Linked DNA regions of Homo sapiens: all the other regions are linked to region 2. A link is a loop called in an ENCODE intact Hi-C map of the cell type or tissue named here. Cell type or tissue: endothelial cell of umbilical vein. All regions are shown on one strand. Links, peaks and the distances in the headings refer to the core of each region. The heading gives the core; the rest is flanking DNA.

Region 1 (10,854 bases), core at 1,195-9,194, 520 kb before region 2:
TAGTTTTTTCAATCAAAAACTTTTATTTTCACTATTTTGAATTACATAATTAAGCCATTATTTTGACAAACTCTTAGCCCAGTTGTCCCCCATCCCAAAAACCTTTCCTCTCGGAAAGACAGAGCTGTTAGTTTGCCATATCTATTTCCAGACATATTTTTGTTTGTTTATACACACATATATCAAACTCAAGATCTGCAGGTGTATTGACAATTTAGCTTCCTTGGTAAGTGCAAACCCCTCATTTTTTTTTTTTTCAGGATTGAGCCGTCAAGCTTGTCTGCACAGCTTAGTGTTGGTGATGGTCTGCTCTCTCTGTCCCTTTGGAAACGAAATTTTGGGGTGGGGAAACCTGCTTGCAAAATGGGTTGTGTTCAGATTCTTTGGAGATTTCCAGCTTGTACAGGAAGTATAGCTTTTTTTTTTTCCTAATTGTGGTTAAAAAAACAAATAACATGAAAGCTACCTCCTTAATGAAATTTTAATTGTACCATTCAGTGTTATTATATGCATATTGTTGTATGGCTGAAGAACTTTTTCATCTTGCATGACTGAAACTTTGTACTCATTGAATAGCAGCTCCATTTTTCTTCTGCTTCATTCTGCAGCCCCTGGAAACCACCATTCTACTTTTTGTTTTTAAAGTTTAACTACTTTAGATATCCCATGTAAGTAGAATGATGCAGTATCTCCTCTTTTGTGACTGGCTTGTATTATTTAACACAACGTCTTCCAGGTTCATCCATTTGTAAGATTTTCTCTCTCTCTTATTTTTGAGATGGAGTCTCCTTCTGTCACTCAGGCTGGAGTGCAGTGGTGTGATCTTGGCTCACTGCAAACTCTGCCTCCCGGGTTCAAGCGACTCTCCTGCCTCAGCCTCCTAAGTAGACAGGATTATTGGCACTCATCCCCACACCTGGCTAATTTTTGTATTTTTAGTAGAGATGGGGTTTCACTATGTTGGCCAGGCTGTTCTTGAACTCCTGATCTCAAGTGATCCACCCACCTCTGCCTCCCAAATTGCTGGAATTACAGGTGTGAGCCACTGTGCCTGGCCAAAATTTTCTCTTTTTTTAAGGTTGGCTAATATTCTTGTGTATTTGTACACCACATCTTACTTATCCATTCATCCATAGATGAACACTTGTGTGGTTTCCACCTCTTGGCTTTTATAGATCATGCTGCATTGGACATGGGAATGCAAATATCTCTTTGAGATCTTGATTTTAATTATTTTGGGTAGATACTTGGAAGTGGGATGGCTGCATCATGTGGTAGTTCTCTTTTTAATTTTTTGAGGACCCTCTATGCTGTTTTCCGTAATGGCTGTACTAATTTACACTATCTGATAATATGTGAGAGATTCCTTTGCCCCACACCCTTGCCGACACTTATCTTTTGTGTTTTTGGTGATAGTCATTCCAGCAGGTTGAGGTAATATCGTATTGTGGTTTTAACTTGCATTTCCCTGCTTATTAGTGATGTTGAGTATTTTTTTTCCCATACATGTTGGCCATTTGTATGTCTTCTTTGAGAAAGGTCTATTTCAGTTTTTTAAAATACCCATTTTAAAAATTGGGTTGTTTTCTTGCTGTTATTTGAGTTCTTGATATATTTTGGATATTAATCCCTTCTAAAGTATGGCTTGTTATTTTTTTTTTCCCCTTCTGTTGAGCCCATGTCATGTCAATGTTTGTTTCATATATTTGGCTCCTCTAATGTTAGGTGCAAATATAATTATAATTGGTATGTCTTCCTGGTGAATTGGCCCTTTTATCAATATGTGATGTTCTTATTTGTCTCTTATGACAGTTTTTGACTTAAAGTCTATTTTGTATGAATACATATGACCACCCTGTTCTCCTTTGGTTACTTTTTGCATGGAATATCTTTTTCCACCCTTTCACTTCCATCCTGTGTGTGTCCTAAAATCTAAAATAAGCAAATAGTCTCATTTTCTTTTAAAAAAAATCCATTAAACTACCCTATGTCTTTTGATTGGGGAATGTAATTCAATTTCATTGAAAATAATTACCAATAGGGAAGGACTTACTATTGACTTTTTGCTATGGCTTGAATATGTTCCCCAAAATGCACATGTTAAAAACTTAATCCCCAGTGCAGCAGTGTTTGGAGGTGGGGCCTAATGAGAGGTGATTAGGCCATGAGAATGGAGTGAATGAAATAACAGTTATTGCACGAGTGGGTTTGTTATAAAAGGGAGAGTTCATCTTCCTTTTACTCTCTCTCTCTTGCTCTTCTACCATGTGATTCCTTTCACCATGATTCCTTTTACCACGTTATGACATAGCAAGAAGGTCCTTACTAGATGCTGGCCCCTCAGTGTTGGACTTGCCAGCCTCCAGAACTGTGAGAAAATAAATTCCTGTTTATTATAAATTGTCCAGTCTCAGGTTTCCTGTGATACTAAAATGGACTAAAATGCACTTTGTTTTCTGCCTGTCTCTTAGTGTTTTTGTTCCTTTTTTCCTCTTTTGATTTTTTTTTTGGTAAGGATATGCTTTGATTCCTTTCTCATTTTCATTTATGTATCTTATGTAGGTTTTTTGTGGTTACATGGGGCTTATTTTACAGTTGTAATATCTATTTTAAGCTGATATCAGCTTAGCTTCAGTCACATACAAAAATTCTACTCTTTGACTTCTCCCCTCTGTTTTGTTATTGTCACAAATTACATCTTTTGTATTGTGTATCCATTAACATACCTTTATAGTTATTTTTGTATTTTTGTCTTTTAACTTCTATGCCAGAATTAAGTGATTTACCTACCATTGTTAGAGTATTACAATATTCTGTATTTGTAATATTTATATATTTACCTTTACCAGTGAGTTTTGTGTGTGTGTGTGTTTTTTTTTTTTTCCTTGAGACAGCATCTCACTCTGATGCCCAGGCTGGAGTGCAGTGGCACAATCATGGCTGACTGCAGCCTCGACTTCTTGGGCTCAGGTTATTCTCTTACCTCAGTCTCCTGAGTAGCTGGGACTACAGGTTTTGTGCCAACATGCCTGGCTAATTTTTGTATTTTTTAGTAAGAATGGGGTTTTGCTATGTTGCCCAGGCTGGTCTCGAACTCCTGGGTTCACTGCCTGCCTCAGCCAATGAGCTTAATACTTATATATGCTTTTATGTTGCTGACCAGTGTTTTTTAGCATTCTTTCTTTTCAACTTGAAGGACTCCATTTAGCTTTTCTTATAAGGCGGGTCTAGTGGTGATAAATTTTATCAGCTTTTGTTTATCTAGGAAAGCCTTTAATTTTTCTTAATTTTTGAAAAACACAGACACACAAATCTGGATTGACAGTTTTCTTTTTCTTTTTTTTTTCTTTTTGACAGAGTCTCACTTTGTTGCCCAGGCTAGGGCATGATGTTGGCTCACTGCAACCTCTGCCACTGGGGTTCAAGCAATTCTCCTGCCTGACCCTCCTGAGTAGCTGGGATTACAGTCACCTGCTACCATGCCTGGCTAATTTTGTTGTATTTTTTTAGTAGAGATAGGATTTCACCATCTTGGATAAGCTCGTCTTGAACTCCTGACCTCGTGATCCACCTGCCTCGGCCTCCCAAAGTGCTGGGATTACAGGCGTGAACCACCGCCCTGGCCCTTTTTTTTCTTTTTTAATCACTTTGAATATATCATCCTACTCTGTTTTGGCCTGCAAAGTTTCTGCTGATATATACACTGATAGTCTCATGGAGACTCCTTTGTATGTGATGAGTTACTTTTTTCTTGCTTTCAAAATTCTCTCTTTGTCTAACCTTTGACAGCTTGATTATAATGTATCTCAGTGTGGACTTTTTTGGGTATGTTCTGATTGAGATCTATTTGGCTTCTTGGATTTGGATGTTCATTTCCTTTACCAGAGCCATTATTATTTCATACAAGCTTTCTGCCCCTTTGTCTGTCTTTCCTTCTTCTGGAATACCTATAATATACCTATTGGTCTCTGTGGTGTCCCATAGTAGGTCCTTTAGGCTTTCTTCACTTTTTTTTTTTTTTTCTGGTTGGTGTTTCTATGACTGAATAATTTCCAATGACCTGTCTCTGAGTGTGCTGATTCTGTGTTGCTTAAACAGTTCTGCTCTTGAATTATTCTAGTGAAATTTCCAACTCAGTTTTTGTGTTCTTCAGGTCACAAATTTCTTTGGTTAAAAAATACTCTTTTTCATTTTACAGACACTCTCATTTGTTTATACACAATTTTCCTGAGCTTGTTAAGCATCTTTATGGTGGCTATTTTGAATTGTTTATGAGATAATTCATATAACTCTTTTTCTTTAGGACCAATTTCTGGATATTTATTTTGTAACTTTGACTGGGCTGTGTTTCCCCATTACTTTGTGAGCCTTATAATTTTGTGTTGGGATTTGCACATTTGAAAACACAACCACTTTCCCCAGTCCTTATGGTTTTTCTTATAGGGAAAGACCTTCAGCAATCAGCCCAGCTAGAGATTCCAAGCGTCTCTTAACCTTTTGGGGAGAGAAATCTTTTCTAGGCTTGTGTGTGTAATTTCCCATTTAGAGAGATTTGCTGGTCTCTTTTTCAGGCGCTTGTAGCCTCTTGCTCCCTCTGGTGTCTGTATGAGGTATTTCAGGTTTTCTGGCGCTTTTTCTGGCATTGAGCTCTTTTCTGTTCTCTGGCTCCCAGGTATCCAAAGTTTTCTAAGTCTGTCAGCACTCTAAGTCAGGCAAAACAGAAACCACTCCTTCTAGCAGCCCTTGAAAAGCCAGAACACAATATATACATTCCACCCTTCCTTTCCCTCCCAGTGGAGAAGCCATGAGTTGGGTGCTTTCTGAAAATTGTGGCAAGCTGTGCTGGTGTCTCTGTGTGATACTACAAGTTCTCTGGTGCTGCCACAAGCTTCTGAGCTCTCTTTTGTTCTCTGTGGATACCAGGCATCCAAGGTATGTCAGTTTCCCATCAGCACTCTGAATCAGGCAGGACAGAAACCAGTCCCTTGGGCAGTTTCCTGAAAAGCTGGAACATTGGAAGTGTTTCAATTTCTTCAATTTCCCTCCCAAGGGAGAATCCACAAGTTGGACTCTTCTTTTTGATCATGAGCTGTGCTGGCTTGGGAGAAGGATTGATGCAGTTGGAATAAAATAGCTTTTTGTTACCCATTTCAATGTAGCTGTTCTTGATTTTGAGTTGCCTGGGGTACTGTGACTTCCTAACTGAATTCTGGAGTTCTCATAAAGGCTTTTTGGATCATGTGTTGTTTTTTTTTTTTTTTTTTTTTTGAGACGGAGTCTCGCTCTGTCGCCCAGGCCGGACTGCGGACTGCAGTGGCGCAATCTCGGCTCACTGCAAGCTCCGCTTCCCGGGTTCACGCCATTCTCCTGCCTCAGCCTCCCGAGTAGCTGGGACTACAGGCGCCCGCCACCGCGCCTGGCTAATTTTTTGTATTTTTAGTAGAGACGGGGTTTCACCTTGTTAGCCAGGATGGTCTCGATCTCCTGACCTCATGATCCACCCGCCTCGGCCTCCCAAAGTGCTGGGATTACAGGCGTGAGCCACCGCGCCCGGCCTCATGTGTTGTTGTTAAAGCTGGTGTTTCTGTTGTGAAGTGAGCTCTCGGGTTTCCTATTCTACTGTCTTGCTGATGCTACTTAAATAAGAAGGATAGTTTTATGGCATTGCATAAAAGTGTATCCTAGCATCACTCTACTGAAAACATAACTAGTTTTATCATTGATGCCTTCCAAGAAACCATTTACAAGTATTAAAAGGACTTGCTCTTGGAGAGATGTCAATCTGTTACTTATAGTGAACAATAAGCATATTGGAAAAATGTGTTAGATGAAAGAAAGGGGTAATGAATGGTTTTAAATTAATAGATCTTTCACCTAAAGCTAGCCATGGAGCATTGCTTGTAAATCAATTAAAGGCCAAAGGAAATATTCATCATTGAATTATATGGGTTTTTACCTAGAAGAATTTCCCTCAAAATGCAATTTCCCTGGAAATCTGTGAATCCTCAGTTCTCTGATGAGAGGCAGCTTAAAATTCAGCTGGGTAGTTTCTGTGATGTCTCAAACAGGCTCCATAACCTTCATGATATATAGTCTTGGAATTTGTGTGTGCCTCCTCTTTTCTCTGAGGGCAGAGATTGGACAAACTTGAACTGCTGATATAGAGAAAGTGACTTATGTTTTTTAGCTTTCAACTGCACTGCTTGGCAAATTTTAGGGGCTAAAGCATGAATTGTATGCCCTGGATAGAATGACATCTATTAAACGTCTTCTGTCACTGAGCAAGTCTGTGAATGAATGAACTTTGATTTCCTACAGAGAAGCAGGTGAATCGGTCAGTAAATCCACATTATTGAGTGTCTCTGCCCTCAGCAGCATGTCTTGGGATTAGGAAAAATTTTATCTTGACCAAGAGAAAAGTTTAAGGAGGGCCTGCTCTGTGCTGTCTCATATATGCTCTGGTTTTTAGAGTCTTAGCTTTCTCCCCAAACACTTTACTTTCAAAGAAGGGAAAATTAAACAATAGGCAATACTTGTTTCATCTTTGAATTCCCATTAATCAAAGGGTAGTCTCCTAGTAACATCCTGGATTTGTTTCTATTTCCACTTCAAACCCACTTGGCCATCTAAACAATTATCTGGCTCACCATCCACCAGAACCCTAGTTACAGGGAGAGGAATCTCGAGCACTCTTACCTCTTCTCAAGGTACTGAGAGGGATTCCCAGGAGACTGGGCTGAGAAGACAGACAAACCCCTCATTATAATCAGGTGGTCCCTCAGTGCTGCTACCTGGAAATAGGAATTCTGCTTGACATTCTAGACAATAGAGCCATGCTTTTTTTATTATTTAAGGACAGCCTTTTCTTTCTTCTCAGGTAGTCGACAGCTACCAATTTAAATGAGCTGGGTTTATGGATGGCTGCAGAAATCCTCTTTACTCAAACCCAGTATCTATCCATCAGCCACTGCGCAGCACTTTACTGTGGAGGCAGCGGGGGGACAGCTCATCAGAATCGCCCCAGTGGAATGTTACGATAGGAAAAAAGAGGAATGGATTACATATTTATGTGGTCTTTGAAAATGCAGTGGGACAGGAAGATTGCTTGTAACGTATGCAGTTACATTAAATGACTATTAACCTTCACTGGTTGCAGGTGTCTGGTGAATTCATTTGTGCTTGTGTATGTTGTGTGGCTTGAAAAATTAATGAGACTTTTTAAATAATCAAATTAAAAGTATTTGTTACTCCAGGTTCTGGTGAGCTATCAAAACAAAACTGGGTACAGCTTACAAAAATAAAGTGTCTACTGAGAAGAATAAAAATATGAATTGAGGGGGGAAATTGATAGCTATGCGGATCTTGGAAACTAGTTTCATCTGATGGAGTAAAATAAGAGAAAATATGCCCATCGTGACTAGTTTTATTTGTAGATTATGGTTAGTGAATTCTCTCTTTTGTCATGAATGCTTCACATTCTGGAGGAAGGAGGTGGCCTTGCAGTAATGTTTTATTTCTGTGAATGCCAGACTTTTCTTCAACCTGTTGACTTGTAGGGTTGACGTGTCAGACATGGTGAAGAACAATACCTGTGGAGCTGAGCCTTCATTTCCTGAAACGTGTGTCCAAGAGGCTTTTTTGACAAGGATGTTTTAACTATGCTGTGTACACCGTTAGAATTTCAGTTTTGTTTTTAAACATTCCCATCTGACTGGAGCTTCCCTCCATCCATTCCTGAAACTCACCTATTCCTGATCTGCTGAAGCCCATGTCCTCTCCAGTGTCCTGCATTGCACCAAAACGGCAGTAATATAGGTCAGGGACGAATCCCCTGAAGTCCCTGAAGGTTGGAGACCACCAGATCTCACTACCCTTACTCCATGGCCAGGAGATGGAAGGAACAAGGAAGAAAAGGCTTCCAGCAATTTCACTGTAGGACCTAAAAGCAGAGGCTCTTTCTGCTTCTTGACTGAACATTTCTTACAAAGCCCTCTGTGCTTATCTAGCTGTAGTGAAAACTGGGAGGGAGACAAGGGCTGTAGTTGGTGACCAGAGACTCTCCCCCAGGATACCCGCACTCACCTCTGCCAAAAGACATGCCCCTCTGCCTCAGCCAAGCAGTAAAATCAAGGACCATCCATGTTGTGCCCAGAGGCCCTTGGAAGAAGGTGGGCTGCTTGATCTTCCTAGCTGAGTGGCCATTCAGAGCTCTTATCAGCTTGGAAAAAAGAGTAATCCTCAGAAGGATTCACAGTGTCACCCTTCTTAGATGATGAGGCACCATGGGGGCTTTGGTTCTTAAATGGATCTCCTCCAAAGGCAGGTAGATTTGTTTTCCAGTGGGCACAGAGCGGGCCCACGCTGAACACAGAAATGGTGTTATTCTAACTGTTAAATAAGAAAAATTACATGTTGTGAGTTAGGCTAATTGATCTGCAGAATTCTGGTTTCCTGCAATTTAAGACTCTGTCTTGGGCATGAATGAAATATTCAGAGGGCAGAGGAGCTAGAGATGAAAACTGCAAGGAAAAAAGTAGTTAGAATAAGGTTTAACTTGTACAGTTCTGAATTCCAGGGATTTAAGAGTAAAGGCATCCAAAAATACTCCTGCTGCCAAGGCCAGGTTGTCAATAATAAACTGTGAGTCACAAGTCCTGGTTGTGGGCCTGGAAGCTAGCAGAGAGGGGATTCAACTGGCAGGTTCTCCAGCTCTCAGCCTTTAGCTCTTCAGGGCTGAAACTTTGCTCGAATTCCTTGAATCACATGATATCAAGGACCAGGAGGGAGGGCTCACATCATAGCTGAAAGAAAGGACAACCCCAAGTGCTCAGGAAAGACAAACTTCTTTTTAGAACATAAAAGGATTTTTTCTAGCTAGCCGCTGTGATTTGAATGCATCACTTCCCAAATTCAGGTGTTGCTCATTTGATAGCATTCAGAGGTGGGTCCTTTGAGAGATGATTTGAGGGCATGTCCTTCATGAGTGGGATTATGACTCTTATAAAAGAGGCTTCACACAGTAGCATTTGGCTCTCGTCCTTCCACCATGTGAGCACACAGTGTTCCTCCCCTTTGGACGGTACATCCCTCCTTGGATGCCAGATGCTATCACTTCAATCTTGGATTTCCCGGCTTCCAGAACTGTGAGAAATGAGTTTCTGTCCTTTATAAATGACCCAAGTCTCAGGTATTTTGTCATAGCACAAGTGAACGACCAGCCAAGCCTTCAACAACTAGCGGCTCACCTCTCAGAAGGCAGTCTGCTTTCCAGTGGCCTTGGCATAACCTGGGAGCTATCAGAAAGGCTGACTCTCCAGCACCCTGCCCCCAACTCCCCTAGGACCTACTGAGTCAAAATCTGCATTTTAATAAGATCTCCTGGGGATTCATAGGCACCATGAAGTCTGAGAAGCAGAGAGGGACGGATAAGTTGTCTGTATCATTTCAGCAGATCTTCATGGGAACCTACAGCCTGCCTGCCTTGCTAGTGCTGGACACAGTGGGAGGAGACAGACACTGTGCCTAGTCTCAGGAAGCTAACTGTCCAGAGGAGAAGATGGCAAATAATGATCATGAAATGACCTCAAAGGGGTGTTTGTGAGAGCCTTGAGCCATCAGTGCAGCAGGAGGCCACTCGATGTGCTCTGGTGGCATGTCCTGGCATGGAGGTCTCCTTTCTCTCCTGTGTAAAACAGAGGCATTGAAGGTAAAGTGCTCAGTTGCTCCTAGCTACTGCTTCTCATGTATCAAAGTGGAGATGGTGGGGGGGTTGTGGGATGCCATATCTGCTTCACAAGGCTGCTAAGTTATTCATCAAAAGTTTGCTGAACCTGTATTCTCTATCCATCGCCATACGTGGTTCAGAGTTGAAGACAGATCCTTGGAACTCATAGCCTCATGAGAATGACAGATGAGATGGAGAGAGAATTACAGTTCCATGGAGTACAGCCCCATGGAATATGAAATACAGAGAGTCACTGAGGATTAGTGTTGAATTCTGTCCATGGTGAACCTTGGAAGGCTTCCTAGTGGAAGGAGATGGATTTTTAGCTAAGACAGTGAAACTATTCCTTGACATAGTTCTAGTTCTAGCTTTTGCCATTTTTTTTCCCTATCAGAGAAGAGTAGGGACCTGTCGGGATTGGCAGGGGTAAGCAGACAGGTGAGGGTTCCTATTTTAGAGAAGCTACAGGATTTGGTGCATACTGAAGCTGACTTTGGTGCATACAGCCACTCTTTCAAATGTTCCTGAAGACAACTCATTTCTGCTGGGTATTGAGACTGAGCTGGTGCATGTAGGTGGACAGACAGTTTTAAACACTACTATCTCAGTAAAGCCAATTAAAGACATGGAACTGGCTGGGGTTGTCCTGAGAGCCTAATTTATGGAGCACCTGCTTGGTGCTGGTGCTGAGCTCAGGATGAGAGGCAGTGGAGGAGTAAAGAGAACATGGAAAACGTGGTCCATGCACTCTAAAACCTTTAAATATGGCAGGATCCCATATGTCCTTTTAAATAGAGCCAGGCAGTAAACCGATAGCTAAGGACTGTAGCTGTGGATAAACAATAGACAGGTGACAAATACTGATACTGGCTACTTTTCATAGAGAACAGAGTGTGTGTTCCTGGCACTCTGCTGGGTGCTTTATAGATGGCATTTCTAATTAATTTTTTGAAAATCCCCAAAGCAGGTTTTATTATCTCTGTTGTACAGGTGAGGAAAATGAGACTCAGAAAGCTTGTCATTGGAAGAACTGGGGTTGCAGTACAGGTTTGTTATGTGCCAAGTCCTGTCTTCCTTCTGTGGAATCATGTGTCACTTCTAAATCAAGCCCACAGAAGCTGGTGGAGATA
Region 2 (10,854 bases), core at 1,668-9,667:
TGCATTAAAGCATAAAGCTCAATCCTAATCCTCCTATTTAGAGGCACCATAGTTGACATCAAATATATTTTCTTCTGATCTATTTTCTTTTGTGTTTTTACATAATAAATATTATTTTGCATAACAAACTTCTATCATGTTTTCTTCATTTAACTTTTTCTTGTGTTTTTTCACATACTTAAATTTTTTCCTCAATATTACTTTCAATGACTGAAGAATAATCTGTCATTTGGACATTTTGAAAATATTGGTCAGTTTGCTTGTTTATAACATTTAACTAAAAGAAATAATGCTTCAATTAATATCTTTGTATAACAAATCATAGCATATAAAATTATTTCCTAAAGGCAGAGACTTTGAATTGAAGAAGAAATTGCCATGCTTTTATACAAGTTATCCTGGTTCTTGACTTATGAGTCATTTTGCCAATTGAAGCTATTTCTTCAAGTATTATTTTAAAGATAGACGTGTGGATGGTACATTTATTTAACATGTGTACCTGAGAGTATTTTCCTGTTGCTTTCACATATGAATTATTGTATTCTATTGTTATCCCCTCAAAACCATTTCTCTCTTTTTCTCTATAACTTAGTATCACAGAGGAAAAGTGTATCATCATACAGATATATATTTCTTTGCAGGTCATTTGTGGATCATCTGAAAGGATGCTTATAGAATTTTATTTTTACTTATAATTAAAATATTCCATTTTAGACTTACATCTGAATTTGGGTCATTTTCTTTGATTCTATCTGAGAATGTAGTAAGATTTCTCACCCTAATATCTTCCTATTAAAATTCTCCTTAAAAAACTATGCAGAACGTTCTTCAACTATGTTCTCCAGTATTGATTCAATATTAATGATTCCGGATTTTTCCTTAGAAATTCATATAATTATTAGGTGGAATGTTTAGCCTCTGTTTTCTCTCTATATATAATCACTCCCATCTTAATATTTATCCCATTCCTCTAATTATTAAACATACTTTAAAGTTTGCTGTTTCTATCACTAAATTGAATTTTTCTGCCACTTCTGATCTTTAATGCCTCCAATATAGATTTAATTCTGTACTTTTGGTTTACAGAAAATCTACATTTTATTTTTTCTTCCATCTTATTATGTTATCTGTTCAGTTTAGGTTTTCCTAGAAACTTTTGAAACCGCATTAAAGTATTTTAACTGCATTTTAACCTTGTGGAGTTCTCTTTCTGTTCCAGAGAGGTCACACCTCATAGCATCTTCTTAAATATAAAAACAATTTTCTAAACTCTTTTTCTGATCTCTGTAGTAAATTGTCTTCAAAGATTTGCTATTCCTCTGCATCTTCGCAATAAAATAGCCTTTCACCAATCCTGTAGAATATTCTAATGGATCCCATAATGTTTTTTCTCTCATGTGCTTGAATAAATGTGCTTTATGCAGAGTCAAAGTTTGCTATGTGTTATTAATCACTGAGGCCTTTGAATTCTGGTAAACACTTTTCTCGTATTTTATAGCCAAAGAGCAAAATGGTACACACAGTTCCTAGCCCAATTTCTTGTTTCCACTGGGGACTCAACCTGTGTGGAAAAAAATGCTGAGTGCTATGTGCATGTAGCCCCCACCCCCACCTCATCCCCACAGACATACTCATAGAACATGCCCCCCTCCCCCCCTCCCCTATATGTCTTGTTTAGTTGTTTTCTCAGGGGTTATGTCTATGGGTAAGGTAAAATTTACTGAAAAAAAGTGTGTATTGAGAGTGCACTAAAGGAGTAAGAAGCAATATTTTTTCTGCCAAAAAGAGTGACATCCATGTAGTTGAGAGCCATTGCTCCATTTTCTTGGATATGTTTCTCAACCAGATAGATAGACATGTATCAACCAGATACATGTCTCTAATTTACACAACATAGATACCATCAATTTCTAATGCACTGGATAGTTATGCTTAATTATTTTTTACATCATTTCCCACTAATGTGTTTAGGGAAAGTGATTACTGGAGATGTGATTGAAGTACTAGAAATCCATTTGGGAGACAGATGGTTCATCTCAACCCAAGAGCTCAATCCATCAGTAGGAAAATACAGTCATGCCCCAGGTGGGATAATAGATGTGTGAGATGCCATATTTGTGTGTGTGCACACACGTGCAGGCATGTGTTTTTATAGGCTATTGGTTATGACTCTGTGTGGATATAGGGCCTGTGTAAAGAGTTTAAGACTCATTAAAATAGTATACACTCTGTAGTGACAAGCTTTATAGATCTCTGAATGTATAATGTTCCCTTTAGTGACTTTCTACATTTTGAGATGTAATGATCATGCAGAGTTTATTACCATCTAAACGAATATGGCGAGTTGGTAGAACTTTGCAATTGTCTTTCACCACTGCTAATATCTGCCACTGGGGGCAGAAATAGAAGTTGTAGGAAGAGGAATAAATGCCTAAACTCACTTCTCTCTCTCCTCCCTAATTCACTCCTGTTCTCTCCCATCTCTCTTCCCTACAATGTGGCAAAACTGTTCTCAAGGATTCTTGCTTCCTTCTCCACTTTAATCTTTCTGCTTTCTTCTGTTAAATACTCAGAGCAGGTTTCCCTTCTTACCCTTTGGGAAATCTTCCTCCCTTTACTTAAATTCCATCTCTTTTTAAAAAAAAACCTGTGCTGGCATTGGACCAAATTCTAACCTCAGATATCCTCTCCCCTTCTGCCCAAACCAAATAATCCAGAAGAAGATAGAAGTAAAAGTAAGCACAAACATCTTTGTAAGTATGAATTGTAAAGTTATGAATAATGATATCTCAGAACCTCCATAAAATTTTAGAATGGTGTATATGGCATGCTGCCAGATTACTGACATGAAAAACCTCTTTATCTACCAAAATGTAAATAATAATAGTTTATTGAGGGTCTATTATGTGCCAAGTGTAAGCTTAGGTTTGGAATTCGATGATGAATTAGATATGATCTCTTTCGTGTAGGAGCTCTCTGTACAGAGGTACTGATAGGCACTCAAAATAAGAAATAGCAACATAATGTAGTCCTAAGATCACTCATGGGAGTACCAATAGAGGAGTCATGTGATGGTTAATTTTAGGTGTCAACTTGACTGAATTAAGGGATACTCAGATAGCTGGTAAAGCATTATTTCTGTGTATGTCTGTGAGGGTGTTTCTGAGAGAGGTTGACATTTGAATCAGTAGACTGAGTAAGAAAGATCTGCCCTCACCAAGTGTGAGCAGGCACCATCCAATCCATTAAGGGACCAGATAGAACAAAAAGGCAGAGGAAAACTGAATTTGTTCTCTCTTCTTGAGCTGGGACACTCATCTTCTGCCCTTGGATATCAGAACTCAAGATTATCTCACCTTTGAACTCTGCAACTTGCACAAATCCCTCCCCCAACCAAGGCCTTTGGCCTTGAACTGAGAGTTACACATTCAGCTCTCCCAGTTCTTCGGCCTTCAGACTTGGACTGAGCCAGGCTGCTGGCTTCCCTGATTTTCCAGCTTGCAGATCAAAAACTGTGGGACTGCTTAGCCTCCAAAATTATGTAAGCCAATTCCCATAATAAATACCCATAGATAGATAGATAGATAGATAGATAGATAGATAGATAGATAGATATAAATTTTTGAGACATGGTCTGGCTCTGTTGCCTAGGCTGGAGTGCAGTGGTGCCATCTTGGCTTACTGTAACCTCCACAGGATCAGGTTCAAGTGATCCTCCCACCTCAGCCTCCCAAGTAGCTGGGACTATGGGCACATGCCACCATGCCTGCCTAATTTTTGCATGTTTTTGTAAATATGGGGTTTTGCCATGTTGCCCATGCTGGTCTCAAACTCCTGAGCTCAAGTGATCCAACCCACCTCGGCCTCCTAAACTGCTGGAATTACAGAGTGAGCCATGGCATCTGGCCCCCTCTCACATATTGATATCTATTATCTGTATCTGTGTGTGTGCATGTGTGTGTGCGTGTGTGTGTGTGTGTGTGTGTCCTATTGGTTCTGTTTCTTTGGAGAACCTTGACTGATACAAGTGATTATATCTGGAGATTTGGGAAAAAATATCCTAGAAAGGTGACCTGCTAGCTGGGTTTTAAAGAGTGAGAGGGATTGGTAGGTTGAGTAAAATAATGAATAAACTCTTATGCAGAAAAAAGAGTAGGTATAAAACTTTGGTGATATTAAAGAGCAGAGCACATTTGGGGGAAGGCATCTTAGTTCATTTTGTGCTGCTATAGCAGAATATTTGAGACTGGATATTTTATAAATGACAGAAGTATATTTCTTACAATTCTAGAGACTAGGAAGTCCAAGATCATGCCATTGGCAGGTTCAGTCTCTGGTTCCAAGATGGTATTAGGTTGCTGCAAAAGTGATTGCAGTTTTTGCCATTGGAAGAAAGGACAAAAACCACAATTACTTTTGCACCAAACTCATACCTTGTTGCCGTGTCTGCTGAAGGGGAGGAACATTGCGTTCTCACATAGCAGAAGATCAAAAGAGAGTGAATTTACTTCTTTAAGAGCTTCTTATGGTGGCATTAATTATTCATGAGGGCTCTGCCCTCATATCTAAACACCACCAATTAGGTCCCACCTCCCAACACTGTTGCATTGGGGATTAATTTTCCTACATGTGAATTTGTGGGGACATATTCAGACCACAGCAGAAGGCAAGAAGTTCAGTGTGACTGGAGCACAGTATTACGAGGGGATGCAGGAAGCATGGCATAATATGAAGCTGGAAAGTGGGTAGAAGCTTCATTTTGAAGGTAGTATAAGGTATGTGAAGGCTTTTATCTTCTAGAGGGTGGTGAACCACTGGTGAGCTTTGAGAAGGGATGTGAAAGGATCCAACTTTTACCTTAGAAAGTTCATACAGAATGTAGTATGCAGAGTGAGGGTGAGTTGGGTATGGAGATGTGACAATGGGGGAAGGAACCCTGATCAGAACACTATGGCCATGGTCCAGACAAGAAAGAAGCTCAGATCACAACAAGGGATAGATGACTTCAGAGAACACAAACATTCTCCTTTCAGCTAAAACTATAATATATCAACATCATCCAAAGAACAAAATGTAAAAATGTTGAGAAGTTGTTTCTAATCTTTTCTGATAGGCTCAACTCTATTAAACTCTAAAAGGAAATTTTGCATTTCGCTCTATTTCCCCATTTGCATTTTATTGTTGTCTGCAGTAGTGAGAACTATACTAGAAAATATCTGCAGTGGTTTCCACCTAAAACAGCTTAACATCTTACTTTATTATGGCTCCCTTTTCATTTTGAAACAAGTTGGTCTGTGTGGATAAATCCGCCAAATAGAGAACCCCAGTGAGTCCCACTGGAAAACAGTTCTCTATGCCAGACACCAGTTTAATATTCCTTCAGTGGAAGGTGTCTCTCTGAGGGAAACCATATAAAAAATTGTTAGCCTCCTCTTGAGACCATTTCTGTTTTGTTTCTGAAACAAATTATGGGCCAGCAGTGCCCTCACCTGGCATCTTGAAATTATAGAGTGACATTCCTATTTTCAAGCACGGAGGAGGATTTTTACAGAAATAAGCCATTGGTAATATTAGTTCTCTCTCCTTGAAGACCCAAACTAATGAGTTACTTGGGGCCACAAGTTGTGGCTGAAATGGGGATCAAGAAGAAGCCTATTTTTCCATGGTCAATGTTAAGGAAGCAATTGAAGTATTCAGCAAAACAAACAAACAAACCTGAATTTGTTGTCTGAAGCTGAGTTCAAATGTCAGCATTGCTTCTCACCTACGCTGTGACCCTGGCAGGTCATTTTCCTTTTGCTCACCTTATGGAACCCTTGTAAGCATTAGATGCAAGAATGTATCTAAAAGCATCTGTAAATGGCAAATGTTCAATTTATGTCATATAAAAACCTGAAATTTCCCTAAAGGACTGTAATCGATACAAATTTTCTAGCAAGAAAAAAGAATCTGCTAGCAAATACCAAGAACTATAAATGTGTATGGGCCTTTCAAGCCAGTAACTACACTTTTAGAACTTATCATAGGAAAATTAAGTGAAATGTATAAAATGTTGTTTGCACAAAAGATGTTCATTATGGTGATATGTATAATAAAGTTTGGAAGTAATCTCAATGTGAATATCCAAGAAACTAGGGAAATGGTTAAATTGACTTGCTATATCTATGCCACATGTTGATGCTGCCATTTAAAAACAAAGTTTCAAGAAAATTTTAATTATATAAAAATACGATGTTAGAAGAATGGGCTGTATATTATATCAACTATAAGAGATGTAAATAAAAACAAATAGAAAAAGTATTTGAAATAAAAAATTAGATGATATCAGGTAATGGTAAGGATATGGGGAAAATGGGTACTTTCACATATTTCTAATAGAAGTGAAAATTTGAAACACGTTGGACAGCCTTTTAAATTTGTTAAAGTAAAAAAATATATAAATGCCTATGATATAAAAAGTTCCATCTGAGCACAAAAATGTGCATAAAGATATTCACCAACATCTTGTTATAACAGTGAAAAATTGGAAACAACTTGCTTGTCCACCCATATTGAAATGATTAAATGAATTACGATATGTGTGTTTGGACAGATCAGGTGATTCTGTGGGAGCAAACAACATCCAAGTCACGATGCCTTAAAAAAAGCAATAAAAAATTTCTCACACTGTAGTGTGAGTAAAAGTAACTCAACACATTTCAGCTGGGGCTCAGCTCCATCATCCTTAAGATGCAGACAGAACTGCACTGTCCCACATGGTAGCTACTAGCCACATGGAGCTATTGAGCCCTTGAAATGTGTCTAGTCTGAATTGATAAACACTGTAAGTGTAAGTTATATACCGGATTTTAAAGGCTGAGTATAAAAGTGTAAAATATTTATTTAATAGTTTTTCGTGTTGATTGCATGTTGAAATGATAATAGTTTGGGTATACTGGGTAAATGAAATACATTATTAAAATTAATTTTGCCTGTGTTTAACTTTTTTTAAATGTGACTTACGGAATATTTAAAATTAGATAACAGCTTAGATTATATTTTTTACTAGGCAGTGCTGGTCGAGAACACCACTAGTCTCAACAGCAAGTGAAAAGAGAAAGATGAAGCATGTGTCAGCTCTTAAAGCTTTTGCCTGGGAGTGACATATGGGACATGGGTTTATATCTCCTTGACCAAAGGCAATCATACTGGCAACCTGAGTTTAGTAGAGTGGGATGCTCCCATCCTACTATGTGCCCAGAGAGAGAGAGAGAGAGAGAGAGAGAGAGAGAGAGAGAGAGAACTAGGACATTGGAGAACAGCCCTCCTATCAACCACACTGTGGAATGCCACACAGGGGATTAAAATAATGTCAGGTCTCTACATGCTGATGTGAAAAGAGTCCAAGACAAATTGTTGAGTAAAAAAGCAAGTTCTTTAACAATACGTATTGTATCACACTGTTTACAAAACACATGCCCACACAGGCAGAACAAAATTGCACCTATTATGAGGACATATATTATACAGGTAACAAACTAGGAAAATGTCTGGAAGACATACACTAAACGTAAAACAATGCTTACCTCTTTGTAGGGGAGAGGTTGCTTTATCTTTAATGTTCGAATATCATACAATGAAAGCAAAGTGTGTTTGGGCAGTTTGGGCTGGATATCTTCTGTTTGCCCCTCTAGTTGGACTCTTTACACTCCCTGACCCTGTCCTATGCCCAGGGGTGTAGGCTGCATAAATGGGCTGCAGCCTTGATTGCTGGTTTCTGATGTATTTGGCCAGAGGAAGCCACTGGTAGGGAAGGGGAAGAGTGAGGCTGAGGCATGTATTCTCCTCCCAGTGATGTTGCACTACCTCCTCTTGCTGTCAGGAGGTGGTCCCTACACAGTTCTCTCTGTTTTGGGTTCTGACCATTGTCTTCTCCCACTCAAGCTCCAGGTGGCAATGTCATCCCCACTAATACCAAACCCTAGGTGCTGCACTATCTCTTGTGGTTTCCTTATATTCCATCCACTCTCTTATAAATAGTAAGTTTACTAAATTCTCTTCAAGTTACTCAACTTAAGTATATCCTGTACTTTTGCTGGGACTGTGAGTAATACATTTCAAAATGAAGAAAAAAATCATAGAAGAAAAAAAAACCTTGACCAAATTATGACCAAAAATGACAAAATTCTTTGCCTCACCATTTCTGGCATTAGGATTATCCGTATTTTCTGTGCTGTTGTACTTCTTTGTCATTACTAACTATCTCTATAATAAATATTACCTTTACAGTTCATTTAAAAAGGAAGTCTAAAAGGAAAAAAAACCAAGTAAATGAAGTTACCCTAAAATTGAATTTGAGGTCCTAATAATAAATTATTTGCTTAAGCCAGTGTCCAGAATAGTTTTTCCTGGGTTTTCTTCTAGGAATTTATAGTTTGAGGTTTTAAGTTTAAGTCTTTAATCCATCTGCATATGGCAGATGGTACCTCACCATGTTTTAGTTTGTATTTCTCTGATAATTTAGTGATGCTGAGCATTTTTTCATGTGTTTTGGCCACATGTATGTCTTCAAGTGTCTGCTCATGTGTTTTGTCCACTGTTTAATGGGGTTATCTGTTTTTTTCTTGTTGATTTAAGTTTCTTATAGATCCATATGGCAGATGGATTAAATAGTCATCTGCATATGGCTAGCCGGTTTTTTCAACATCATTCATTGAATAGGGAGTCCTTTTCAATGCTTATTTTGGTCGACTTTGTCAAAGATCAGTTAGTTGTAGGTGTGTAGCTTTATTTATGGTTCTCTATTCTGTTCCATTAATCTCAGTGTCTATTTCTGTACCAGCAGTTTGGGTTACTATGGCCTTGTAGTATAGTTTGAAGTTGGGTAATGTGATGTCTCTGGCTTTTTTTCTTTTTGCTGAGGATTTCTTTGGCTACTCATGGTTCCATATGAATTTTAGAATTCATTTTTTATAATTCTGTGAAGGTTGACCTTGGTAATTTGATAGGAATTGCATTGAATCTGTATATTGTTTTGGGCAATATAGACATCTTAATGATATTGATTCTTGTAATCCATGAGCATGGAATATTTTTTCCATTTGTTTGTTTGATCTCCGACTTCTTTAAGGAGTGTTTTGTAGTTCTCCTTGTAAAGATCTTTCACCTCCTTAGTAGATGTATTCCTAGGTTGTTTTTTTTTGTGGCTTTTGTAAATGGAATTGAGTTCTTGATTTGGTTCTCAGCTTGAACATTACTGGTGTATAGAAATGCTACTAATTTTGTACATTGATTTTATATCCTGAAACTTTATTCAAGTCATTTATCTGGTCTAGGAGTCTTTTGGAGGAATCTTTAGGGTTTTCTAGGTAAAGTATCATATCATCAGCAAACAGATTATTTGACTTCATTTTTTTCCTATTTGGAGGTCTTCTATTTGTTTCCTTTTCCTGATTGCCCTGGTTAGGACTTCCACTGCTATGTTGAATAGAAGTGGTGAGAGTGGACATCCTTGTCTTGTTCCCGTTCTTTGGGAGAATGCTTCCAGTTTTTGCCCATTTGGTATGACGTTGGCTGTGTATTTGTCATAGATGGCTCTCATTATTTTGAGGCCTCAAAAGCAAACACAACAGAAACAAAAATTGACAATTGGGACTAATTAAACTAAAGGACTTCTGCACGGCAAAAGAAACTATCAACAGAGTAAGCAGACAGTCTACAGAATGGAAGAAAATATTTGGAAATTATGCATCCAAGAAAGGACTAATTTACAGAATCTATAAGAAACTTAAATCAACAAGAAAAAAACAAATAACCCCATTAAAAAGTGGACAAAACACATGAGCAGACACATGAAGACATATATGTGGCCAAAAAATATGAAAAAATGCTCAGCATCACTAAATTATCAGAGAGATACAAATTAAAACACGATGAGGTACCATCTTACACCAGCCAGAATGGATATTATTAAAAAGTAAAAAAACAAAAACAGACATTAGCAAGTATGTGGAGAAAAGGGAATGCTTATATACTGTTTGTAGTTTAGCCCCTGTGGAAAGCAGTATGGAGATTTATCAAATAACTGAAAATGACATTTAACTCAGCAATCCCACCACTGGTTATGTGCCCAAAGGAAAAGAAACCATTCTACCAAAAAAGACGTCTGCACTCAAATGTTTATCACAGCACTATTCATAGTAGCATAGTCATAGAATCAACATAGGTGACTATCAATGGTGGAATGGATAAAGAAAATGTGGTACATATACACCATGGAATACTATGCAGCCATAAAAAAGAATGAAATCATGTCCCTTGCATAAACAATGGATGCAGCTAGAAGCCATTATCCTAAGTGAAATAACTCAGAAACAGAAAATCAAATACTGCATGTTTTAACTTATAAGTGGGAGCTAAAAAATGGGCACATATGGACATAAACACGGAAATAATTGACACTGGGAACTATGGGGAGAGACAGGGGAGGACAGGAGCAAGGGCAGAAAAGCTACCTATTGGGTACTGTGTTCACTATTTAGGTGACTGGTTCAGTAGAAGCCCAAACTCCAGTGTCATACAATGCATCCATGTAACAAAGCTGCACCTGTACTGCCTGACTCTACCCTCTGCTTGTGACCTTACAACCCACTGCTAACAGCACCACTGCTTTGCTCTCATTGTGGCAGGGCAGCTACCTGACTTGTGAGTGGACTCTGATACACCATCCCACAAGGACAGGCTGAGGAGTCCCAGTATGAGAGATGTCAGGGACTACTTCCCAAGGCACACTGAGCCAAAATACACCTGCCAAGTCCCTCCGCTGAGATAGTTTGCAGGTAGATTAGATTTTTCAAGAACTAGAACCACAAAAAT
Region 3 (10,854 bases), core at 1,891-9,890, 540 kb before region 2:
CAACCCAGCATGCTGCTTCTCTGATGCTCTTTTCTTCGTCCAGATTCTTCTGGCTGTTGGGCTATCTCAAGTGCTTATGGTCCTTGGTGGGTCAGGATTGTTTTTATAACTGTTCTCTGAAACAGATGTGGAATTTGCCGAACCTGCCACTGAGCCCTAGTTGGACATTGTGACTACCTACATTCCGCTGAGTCATGTAGAATCATGAATGAAATATGTCCTTCATGTGAAACACATGGGAAGCATGTATGTTGATAAAATAGAAACTCATGTCCCTTGAAAACTGATCAGACTTGATCTTAGCATAGTAGTACTTCCATGCCCACTTTGATGCTACATTACACACACACGCACACGTGCGTGGACACACACACACACACACACACAACCCTATATGATTCCTTCCTGCTTTTTGAAGAAGGGCTCCCACACTTTCATTTTGTGTTAGGCCCCACAAATTCATCTTGCAGCTGAGGATTGCTTCCACTGAAAACAAGAGGATGAGGAATCATGAACTAGAAAGAGTCCTGCCCTCAGCCCTGCCCTTGAGACCAACAAGCAGGAGAAGCCATGTGTGTGCACTCTTTTGGATGATTGCAGCTGAGTCCAGCCTTCTAGACATTTCCCCTGCACTCACTCCTACAGGTGCCAGACATGGGAGTGAAGCAGTGTTGTACCCTCCAGATGAGTTCATCCCTCTCCCAGATGAACCTCCTCCAAGCTACCTCAGTTGACGCCACGTGGTGCAGAAGCCTTGCTCAGCCAAGCCTTGCCACAGAATTGTGAGAGATAATAAGTGGCAGTTGTTGTAAGTCACTAAATTTTGGGGTAGTTAGTTACACAGTAATAGATAACTGGGACAGTGTAATTAGACCAGTGATGTTTCCCTTCAGACCTTCTTTTCCCTTGGCTTCACTGAGATTGCCCTCCTGGGTTTTCTCCACCTCATTGGCAGCTCCTCTTCTCAGCTCTCCTTCTGTCCATAGCACTGTAACTTCTCTGGGGGGCAGTCTCATTCCTGTCTGTGGCTTCAGCAATGCCATCCACACCAGCACCTGACTCTCAAGCATCTGTTTCTGTTTGAACTGCTAGAGGAACATGTCTCTTAGCTCTATATCTCTTGGGCAAATTTTTCTTCTGATCTTAGCACCCAGGCATTCATAGATAGCTCACTCTCAACATGCTGAGAATGGGGCTTAACATCCCCCTTCCCTCCACGCTATGGCTTGAATTGTATCCTCCCAAAAAGAGATGTTGAAGTCCTCATCCCCAGTACCTCAGAATTTGGAAATAGAGTCTTTAGAGAGGTAATCAGGTTACTCTGAGGTCATTAGGGTGGGCCCTTAATCCAGTACGACTGGTGTCCTTATGAAAAGGGGAAATTTGGACACAGAGACAGACATGCAGAGAGAGAAGAGTGTGAAGACACAGAGAGAACACCATGTGAAGATGAAGGCAGAGATCAAGGTGATGCATCTACAAGTCAAGGAATGCCAAAGATGAGCAAACCACTAGAAGCCAGGAGAGTGGCATGGAACAGATTCTCCCTCCTGGCCTCAGAACGAACCAGCCCTGCCAACCTCCATCTTGGGCTTCTAGCTTTCAAATCTGTGAGACAATAATTTCTGTGCTAAGCCACTCAGTTTTTGGTCATTTGTGTGACTACTCTAGGAAACAAAGATATTCCCCTATACCATCTATGCTGTAAGCTTGATCTTCCGCCTCTAGTCCTGGTCTCAGCAAGTCATTCCCCAATTTCTCCACTTGATCAAGCTGGAAACCTGAATCTTCAGTCCCAAGAATTGGGCTGGCTTGAAGTTAGGAACTCAATAATATTGACTATTTAAATAGATGCTTTCAAATATTGCAGGTCTTTTGGCAATTATAGTTACTACCCTGAGGATATGCAGAATTGGAATTAAAGAGAGATGCAAACCCCAAACATCTTTTATATCCATCCCATCCCTCTGTACTTGAGGTTTCCTGAGAGAAACTATTGATTTGTTCTTGCAGCCATGGGGAAGGCATCTATTGAGAGCCACATGTATGTAAATAAGGACTCAGCAGCTTGCCTGCCTTTCAATTCTTCAGAGAACTATCGATCTTGAGTTGGGAGAGTTACCTAAAAGTTCTCTTTTGACCAGTTTCTCCAACATTGTGTAAGAGCAGCACCAGTGTGTTGAGTCAAACAATGTGATCTTTGTAACCAATCTCGGAGGTTTGGCTGAGCTTGTTGGACGGCTTAGGGCAAGGAGGGCAGTGTTAGAGCTGTATTGATCTGCAGTGGGTTATTGAAGTTGTTGCAAATGCTTACCTCTATTTTTCCCATTCAGTGATATTGAAATCACCAGTTTGCAGAATTAAGAGTCAGGTTTCCAAAGAGATGTTGTGCTATTTTTCTCTAGACAGTGATTTGAACAAGTCCGTGTGCTCCATCCTTTCAGAGCCTCTGGACTACCCTTGGCAACACAGGAGCAATGTAATTGTTGCAGTTTTATTTTATATTATAACTACTTCAACATATTTCTGATACTTGGTCTATGCACATTGTTTTTTTTTTGCAAATAAATTATAGTTGTATGTTGAAGCCCTGAGCAGGGCACAAAGACATCAAAGTCAGCTATAATCATAAAAAGCACATGCAAATCTTTCACATTAATAACTCACAGTTAAGCACAGGCGCTATGCCCCTGCCGCACCCCCACCCCCACCCCTCTGGGATTGCAGCAAGTAGCAATTTGTTTAGCTTTGGTAAAGGGTACAAAATCACCAAGTTCAGATGTTCCATTTTGGTCATGCACTTGCTGTATGGATTTGATTTAGGCCAATAATCAACTTTATAAATGGATAAATATTTGTCAGTCAGGTCTGATTTGTAAGGGATGGTGCTGATTTTGCAGACATTGTCATTGTTATTATCCCCTGTGGCCCTGATGAAACTATTACTTGAACCCCATATTACTGAATGTCCACCTCTAACCTGTTTACCTTCTTCATTTGTTCATTCTATACGAACTTACTTAGTGCCAACATGTACCAGGCTTGGGCTTGGTGCTAGGGATACTCGGTGAACAAGACAAACTTGGCCCTGCTGTCTCTGGGCAGCAAAGTCCAGTCTGTGTACACCAGGTGTGGCCCACAGCCCAGCAGCAGCAGCATCACCTGAGAGCTGGATAGAAACGCAGCAAGCCAGGCCCTGCTGCTGACCTACTGAATCAGAATGTGCATTTTAACAAGATGGCCAGGTGATTCCTATTCCTATACAAGAGGACATACATATTCAACAGGTTATTCAAATATAGTGTGAAAATGCTCAGGAAGGGCACGTGTAGGGCATTCTAAGAGGAGCCATCACGTTACGCCTGTGCCAGAGGAGGCGTGGCTCTGGGTGCTCTGGGGAGGCTTCGAAGCAAGAGACTGGTTTTTTTTTGTTTGTTTGTTTGATTTGTTTTTTGTTTTTTGTTTTGAGATGGAGTCTTGCCCTGTTGCCCAGACTGGAGTGCAGCAGTGCCATCTTGGCTCACTGCAACCTTCACCTCCTAGGTTCTAAGTGATCCTCTTGCCTCAGCCTCCCAAGTAGCTAACAGGCCCGTGCCACCACACCCGGCTAATTTTTTGTATTTTTAGTGGAGATGGGGTTTCACCATGTTGGCCAGGCTGGTCTTGAACTCCTGACCTCAGGTGATCTGCCTCCCAAAGTGCTGGGATTACAGGCATGAGCCACCATGTCCGGCCTAAGAGGCTGTTTTAGTTGATACTGGAAGGACAAAGAAGCATGAACCAGGTGGAGACTGGTGGTTGTGTGAGATCTCACATTCCAGGCAGTGTGCTTAAACTCTGACGCGTGAGAAATTACACCCTGTTAGAGGAATTACAATCTTTGAGCTCAGAGCACTGGGGGCAACATGGGCGGCAGAGAGGGGCTTCAGGTCCCAAAACAAGAAGTTTGAACTTTCCCCAGGTGGTCACAAGGAGCCACTGAGGCATTTAAACATTATTTGATTTGAAAACATGATTGGATTGAAGAAAAATCACTTCAGCTACGATGTGGGTGATGGCTTGGTGCAAGGGAGGGTGGAGGGCTACCCAGGATACAGAGGACAGGCCTGGACCAAGGTAATGACGCTGCAGGGGAGGTAAGTGGTGCCTTTGAGACATGTTTAGGAGGCAGAACTGGAAGGACCCTGGAGGTAACAGAGAAGGGAGAGGCCCATTAGGAGGTGCCGTTGGCTGGTATCCTGCAGGAGGTCTGAGTAACTTTTTCTGACTCTCACATTCTGGAGTCTGCCCCACTAGGCATACACCATGTAGATTTGGGGTATTTCTCAGTTCCCTTCTTTATCAGATCATCAGTTTTTTGAAGACAGGGCTCACGTATTGCACGTTTTTGTTTGACTTAAAGTGTCTAACACTGGGCCTGGCACACAGTGCTATCAGGAGTTGTCTTTCTGAGCTGCAAACTCCTTTTTGGGAGAACGTTGGTAGAAGGAGGCAAGCCTCGGAGGAGAATTGTCTGGAAAACCATGTTTCCCTGTTTGTTTCTTTTAAATTTGAATGTACCTCCTGTTTATATGGCGCTTTACAGTTCAGGCATCATTTTCGTAACTGCCACCTCATTTGCATTCCTCCTGTTCACCCTCTGTGCAGCTTTAGAAAAGGCTGTGCATTCACAGCTCAATGTTAATCAAGGGCTGATTATCTCGGTCTTTTTCTCCTCCCTGTTCTGACTTCCTGCCTTTTGACTTGGGAGTTATAGCTGGAAGCAGGTTGGGGTCAGACAATGCAGAGTTGAGTCAAATAAATCCTATCCATTTAAATTAGCCATTCAGGATAAAGGATGGGTGGAGGAGGGGTGCAGGGAAGGAGGGGGAGCAAACTCCTGTTCTGTGACCCCAGCTTCCAGGTGCCCAGCTCATGAGGGCAGGAGGGGCCCACAAGGAAATGCAACTTCCCGGTCTTCCTGGGCTTCTCATTCTTTGGGGTCTATTCTGTTGTGTGCTGGGAGAGGAAGCCAAAGGGCATCTGATGCAGGAGAAAGGAGAGTTGAGGCCTTAACAGAATTGCCTCTTGAGAGGGAGCCTGTGCAAAGGAAGACAGGGGCTTTGGGTGGGACAGACCTGAGTTTGAACCCTGACTCAGCTACTCAGCCCCATGGCCTTGGGCAGCTGCTTCGCTTTTCCGAATCTATTTTGTCTGATAAGATGGCAGTGATGAGCCCTGTCACACAGGTGTCTGAGGCCCAGATGAGGCAGAGATCAGTGCTCTTTGGTGCCTGCAGTGTCTGCTGGAGTGCCTGCAGTAATGCTGAGACATGTGTGTCTATCTGGTAGCCTTCTCTTCCCTGCCTTTTTAGAGATGAGGCTTCCTTAAGATCTGGGAGGGCATCATGCTGTAAGTAATTTCTATATAGAGTGTTAGGGGCCTCAACCTTAATGTGTAAAATACTCAACCTGCAGTTTGTTACACATTCCTGGGCTCAGCCCCTAGAGAGAGTGATTGGTCTGGAATGGCTCCCAGTTGATTTTTTATAGGGACCACATTTTGGGAAAGTTTTGGAATAGAGCCAGAGCTAAAGAGCCACTTAGACCAGGGTGTTTGCTAAAAATACAGATGGTCAGCCCTGCTCCAGAACAACTGTGTGGGACTCTTCAGAGGGAAAGCCTGTATTTTGACCAAGCCCTAGGTGATTCTTGGATAGAGCAAATTTGGTTAACACTGAAGTATGGAATCCAGGTAATGCCCATCTCTGCAGGAGGAGTATTTACTGCAAGAGGTGCAAGCAGCTGGGGATATGTTTCAGAGGCAGACACAGGCTCACCCCATAAACAGGAAGAGCTCATCAGGGAAGGGATTCTGAAGTGCTCACTATTGGGACTGAGTGGGCACAGCATTGCAAGGTCTCAAATTCTAGAAACTGGTCGTTTAAAGGCAGTCATATTCTTTGCTAAAATGAGGCTATGGGACTGGATGACTTTAGTCCTTCCAGCTCTGAAATCACTTGGCTCCAAACAATTCCATACAAGTTACATTAGGCAGAGATGAATATTTGTTAGAAGGGTGCCCCTAACGTCTGGTGTTTGCATTCTTTTTAAATATTGATCTATATTGTGTGAGTTTATTCACTTTCTATATTTAGTCCATGTTTCTACTTACCTGTGATTGTATTTTCGTGGAGAAGTAGAGCGTGTGTGGTTCTTTGAGACTCTGCCTAAGAACCTTCTATAAAGCTTTTGTTACCCAAGCTAACAGCACTGCTGCCTGGTGGTAGCTTTTGGAATTGCAAGCCCATCATTTTGGAAATACAGGAAACACTTGCATCAAAATCCCTTGGGGAATGGGGAACAGTCTTTGTTTTTTTAAAAAATGGCAAATTCCCATTTCAGACCAACTGAAACAATCTCTGTCGGTAGAATCCAGAAACCTGCGTTTATACTAAATACTTTATGTGAAACCTTATGCCCAATGTTGTTTAAAACCATTGCTTGACAGCAGGGTTTCTCAACCTTGGTAGTATTGGCTTTTGGACTGGAAAATTCCCTGTTGCAGGCAGTTGTCCTGCACAGTATAGGTTGGTTAACAGCATCCCTGACCTCTACCCACTAAATGTCAGTGGCACCGCCCCCTCCCCATTTGTGAACATCAGAATTATCTCCAGACATTGGCAAATGTCCCCTAGGGGGCAAAATCACTTTTGCTTAAGAACTGCTGCCCTGAGGTGTGCTGTGAACATCTAGCCCACTTCAATGACAGCAAGTGCCACAGGGTCACTAAAAGTTAAGATGTGACACCTGTCTTCACAGAAGGTTATTCACGCAAATGTGAAATGACTTCGGACTTGTAAGTAGAATAAAACGTTCTGGCTTTATGACCTTTGTTTTGATTTTTAAATAGTCATCAGGGAAAGTCATACAGGATGGACTTTAATTAAGGACTCCCCACACTTGAGCATGGGCCATGCTGTGCCTTTCTCAGGCAGCTATTTTGGCTCAGACTCCTGGTGCATGGGAGCCTCTTGGGAGGGATCAAGAGAGAGAAGTGTAACTTCTTTTCTCCCAGAATCTCTTTGCGATAATTAAATTCTATTAGGTTTTTCCATTGTGGGAAGGGGCTGTTTATTGTGTCAATTATATTTTTGTACAGAAAACTTATTCCCAAAAGGTTATAGACAATACTCACTGTGGGGAAAAGAGTTCACTGGGCATTCCTGTGGACCCTAGCCTGGTTAAATGAAACTTGCTGATCCTGTTCTATGATGGGGAGCTGAAGTCTCCTGTATGGCACCTGGTATGGGTTTCCCAGAGGTGACCTCTTGGACTTAACACTTCCACTGGAAGTCAGTTAACTGGGGGAATGTCAGTAGCCCCCAGCACCTTACAGGCTTTCTGATATTCTCATGCTGAAACAGAGTGCCCCACACAGGAATAGCCAAACACCAGGGAACATGTTGCAGGATGAATCCTTGGGTATTGTAGAAGGGATTGACTTCTTGTTCCCTAAAAGTAGAGGGTTGGGATTGACCCTAAGGAGGAACTGTGTGAATATGCTTCCTGTTGGATCTGGGATTTCATACAACGGGGCTGAGAGGCTGAGCTTCACAGGTGGCTGTGATGGTTGCTAGAGTTGAGGCAGCTGAGTGGGTTGGAAGCAGTGAGGTGCTTGATTTCTGCAAGGCTCTTCCACAGGTCCTCTGTACAGCCCTGGGGAAGCGTCTGCCCTTCTTGGGGCCCTTCTTCCACTGTTGAATGGGAGTGTTGAGCTTGGACATCTCCAGGGCACTGAAAGTGGCATCACTGTGTGGATGGACCTTGTGGGGAGAAGAGCTGGCCTATGCACCTCTTCTGCTCTGGGTGAGCCTAGACAAGAGGGTCCTCAGTAGGGAAGGAAAGGAAATGATATATGGTTTTTGACCTCAGTCTAACTCATTGTCCCCTCCTGAAGGTCTGCAGGTCTAGCTAGTCTCTGCATCAGCATGAACACTGGAGAGGGGACAGCCAAACCCTCCCAGACCTCCCCTTTGTGACTGAGGCCCCTGTGGCTTACTCTGACACCTGTGGGAGTGGATAAGTGTCGGGATGTACTTGCACTTGATTGAAGGCCTTCTGCTCAAAGACAGTCACCCAGCAGCCTTCTGATGCCTGAAAGCCTGCTTTGGGAATACAGTTCTTTTGGTTTAACACTTGATCTGGCATCAGATCATTTATCTAGCATTAGTCATTACATTTTGGTGTGAATGAGGTTCAGCTCATTTCCTGAGATCAGATTTCACTGGGAAAGGAGAATATAGATATTGTACTTCTGAAAGGGTCAGGTAAGAACAAAGAGTGGAACAAAGAGCCAGGAGGAACAAAAAGGGCACCGAACTTGGAGACCAGAACAGACAAAATAAGTTTCTACTCTCCGGTGTTGCCAAAGGGCAAGGTTCTCTGACTCCTTCCTCAACCACAGGTAATTTTCTGTGAATAACTGAGCATCTTCCATTTCAGCCTGCTCTTCTCTTCTAGTCTGAAACTCTAGCCAGATTTCTTTATTTTAAATAACCTGTGAAGACCCTCATTTTCTTCCAGGAACCTACTGTCTCTGTCATTCAACACCACTATTGTTCACACTTCTGCCTGACATTCTTCTAGTGGAAATCGACTTTATTTGCTCCTGAATGGGTAGGAAAGAGGTCATGGAAATTCCTCTTGAGACAACAAGTCTTACCACCCTCCACGGACACAGCAGAGATTGGCTGGGCTACCAAATGAATTTTTTATTTATATTTTCAATTATTCATAGTGACCGATTCCATGGGGTGAGCTGAAAGAAATGCCCAAGACAAGATTTTTTTTTTAGTGACATAAAGAATAAAATACCTTTCAGATTTTTAATTTTATTTTCTTCCATTGAAAGAGATTCTTGTTCTGAAGGAAACCTGGCAGTTCTGTATTGGTGCATCAGGGCAATGGCATACCTAGCAAGGAGGGCCAAGGTGAGGCTGGGATTTCATCTCCACAGTAGGTCTAACTCAGACACTATCCTCCGCGGAGGTGTCTTTCTGAAGTGCTTTCTGTGGAACACCGTCCATCAAAACGCTCTTTGCTGAGAGTATGTCTGATCACATACATGTTTGCAAGGCTTTGCTCATTTCCTGGAGTTGGGCAGGCCTGTGTACCCACACACCGCAGCCCTGGCGCTCTCTGGCAAGTCACCGAGCACAGTCACATGGTAAAGGATCAGAGAAGTCCTGCAGTAGAGAAAACAGTTTGCCAGCTTTAAAACCACTCATTCTCAGGTAATTTGGCTACAAAAGCTTTTTGTTTTCTTCCCGTGACACATTATTAGAAGGAACAAGTTTTTAGAGATGTTGCTGTATGAAATGATTTTCTCCTGGGATTAGCTGTTACCCACATCGTTGTAAACATGGAGTTTTTGCAAACCTATTTGAGTGACTGGCAGGGGATGCTGGGAAGTGTCGTCTCTACTCTCAGCAAGAGGGCCAGGGCTGTATCTGTCCTATTCAGGGGTATAGCCTGAGGGTCTACCACAGTGCCTGACACACAGAAGCTCAGTAAAAACTCATGGAACAAATGAGTGAGTAAGATAATTTTTGTTTAAAATATGTAATCAGCCTGTAAAACTCTTAGTTCACACACGTCCTTCTGTGCTAGTAGGCACAATCTCAAAAGCCAAGTGACATATTTCATTTTGCTTTTATTTTTTGCTATCATTTTTTCAAACCTGAGACATGACTGCATCCGTGAGGCCTAAGCCATCTTCCTTGGCAGCGTCCTGATTCTCTTTGTACAGTGAGACACCTGTTCGATTTGCTGGATTTTCTTGACACTTATGAAGAGTAAAGTCTCTGGGAATAGGTTTTGTTTATTCTGAGCAGATCTTAAAATATAACTACATTTATACTGTGCCTGCAAGGCACTCTGAGCAAACATGCACATTAGGAGAGGATAGAACTTGTCTTTTGTCTCTGAGACCTTGCCTTGCAGAGCATAAAGTGTCTGCCAAGCGCGTGCAGAACATAATGCTTGAAGTTGTTCCCCCTTGGGGAGACTGTGGCCTGGATGGTGCAGCGAGTACATGAATAGAGACAGTGAAGACAGCATCACAGATGTGCATGTTGACTTCAGAGTTGTGGAGTGCCAGAGGGATCAGGCCTATGGTCCCGTGGAGGGGTGGGCAGAGTATGAGGGCTCTGATGTCAGGCCAGGATGTGAGTCCCAGATGCTGCAGTTATTAGCTCTAGGATTTTGGGCAAGTCAGACAGCCACTGTGGGCCTCAATCTTCTTCCTTTTTTTTTTTTTTTTGAGATGGAATCTCACTGTGTCACCCAGGCTGGAGTGCATTAGTGTGATCTCAGCTCACTGCAACCTCTGCCTCCCAAGTTCAAGTGATTTTCCTGGCTCAGCCCCCTGAGTAACAGGGATTACAGACATACACCACCACGCCCAGCTAATTTTTGTATTTTTAGTAGAGACGAGTTTTTGCCATGTTGGCCAGGCTGGTCTTGAACTCCTGACCTCAAGTGATCCACCCACCTCGGCCTCCCAAAGTGCTGGGATTACAGGCGTGAGCCACCGTGCCTAGCTTTAGCCTTCTTACAAGTAAAACTGAAGTAAGATCTACTGCATCCCTGACTTCCTCACTTAATTCTTACAACCTGGTGAGGGGTACTACAGTTATTCTTATTTCACAGGTGCAGAACTGAAGGCTCAGATAGGTAAAATGTCTTGTTTTAGGTCATAGTTAGGAAGTGGCAGGGTGGGTCAGGAATCCAGCCAGCCCTGGATGTTCTGAAGCCTCAGAGTGTGGCACTAATTATTATCCAGCATTCTCTCTCAGTGAAGACCTGTTTATTG

The links. Hi-C counts contacts between places; a loop is a spot of excess contacts. Peaks named below come from ENCODE experiments on the same cell type or tissue, not always from the same donor. Only the 100,000 strongest peaks of a DNase experiment are listed, where the experiment ranks them.
Region 1: it touches region 2 in a loop (11-fold over the local background); 15 of 110 quality-filtered maps call a loop at or near these places.
Region 3: a loop joins it to region 2, with 16 times the contacts of the local background. A loop is called at or near these places in 4 of 110 quality-filtered maps.

The regions. Positions count from the first base shown.
Region 1 is chr5:137,314,366-137,325,219 of GRCh38, reverse strand. All of the region lies in intron 2 of SPOCK1 (SPARC (osteonectin), cwcv and kazal like domains proteoglycan 1), which reads left to right. Among named protein-coding and RNA genes, the nearest start is that of SPOCK1, 180 kb to the left of the region's middle. RefSeq lists an enhancer at 4,967-5,466. In endothelial cell of umbilical vein, for the core only: a CTCF peak has its summit at 4,597 (motif pointing left); a DNase peak (open chromatin) is centred at 4,599.
Region 2 is chr5:136,797,203-136,808,056 of GRCh38, reverse strand. No RefSeq gene overlaps it. Among named protein-coding and RNA genes, the nearest start is that of CTB-1I21.1, 68 kb to the right of the region's middle. In endothelial cell of umbilical vein, for the core only: no CTCF peak of the experiment used is centred there; a DNase peak (open chromatin) is centred at 5,456; H3K27me3 peaks cover 328 bases.
Region 3 is chr5:137,340,329-137,351,182 of GRCh38, reverse strand. All of the region lies in intron 2 of SPOCK1 (SPARC (osteonectin), cwcv and kazal like domains proteoglycan 1), which reads left to right. Among named protein-coding and RNA genes, the nearest start is that of SPOCK1, 150 kb to the left of the region's middle. In endothelial cell of umbilical vein, for the core only: a CTCF peak has its summit at 6,251; DNase peaks (open chromatin) are centred at 6,232, 8,242 and 8,622; H3K27ac peaks cover 3,239 bases.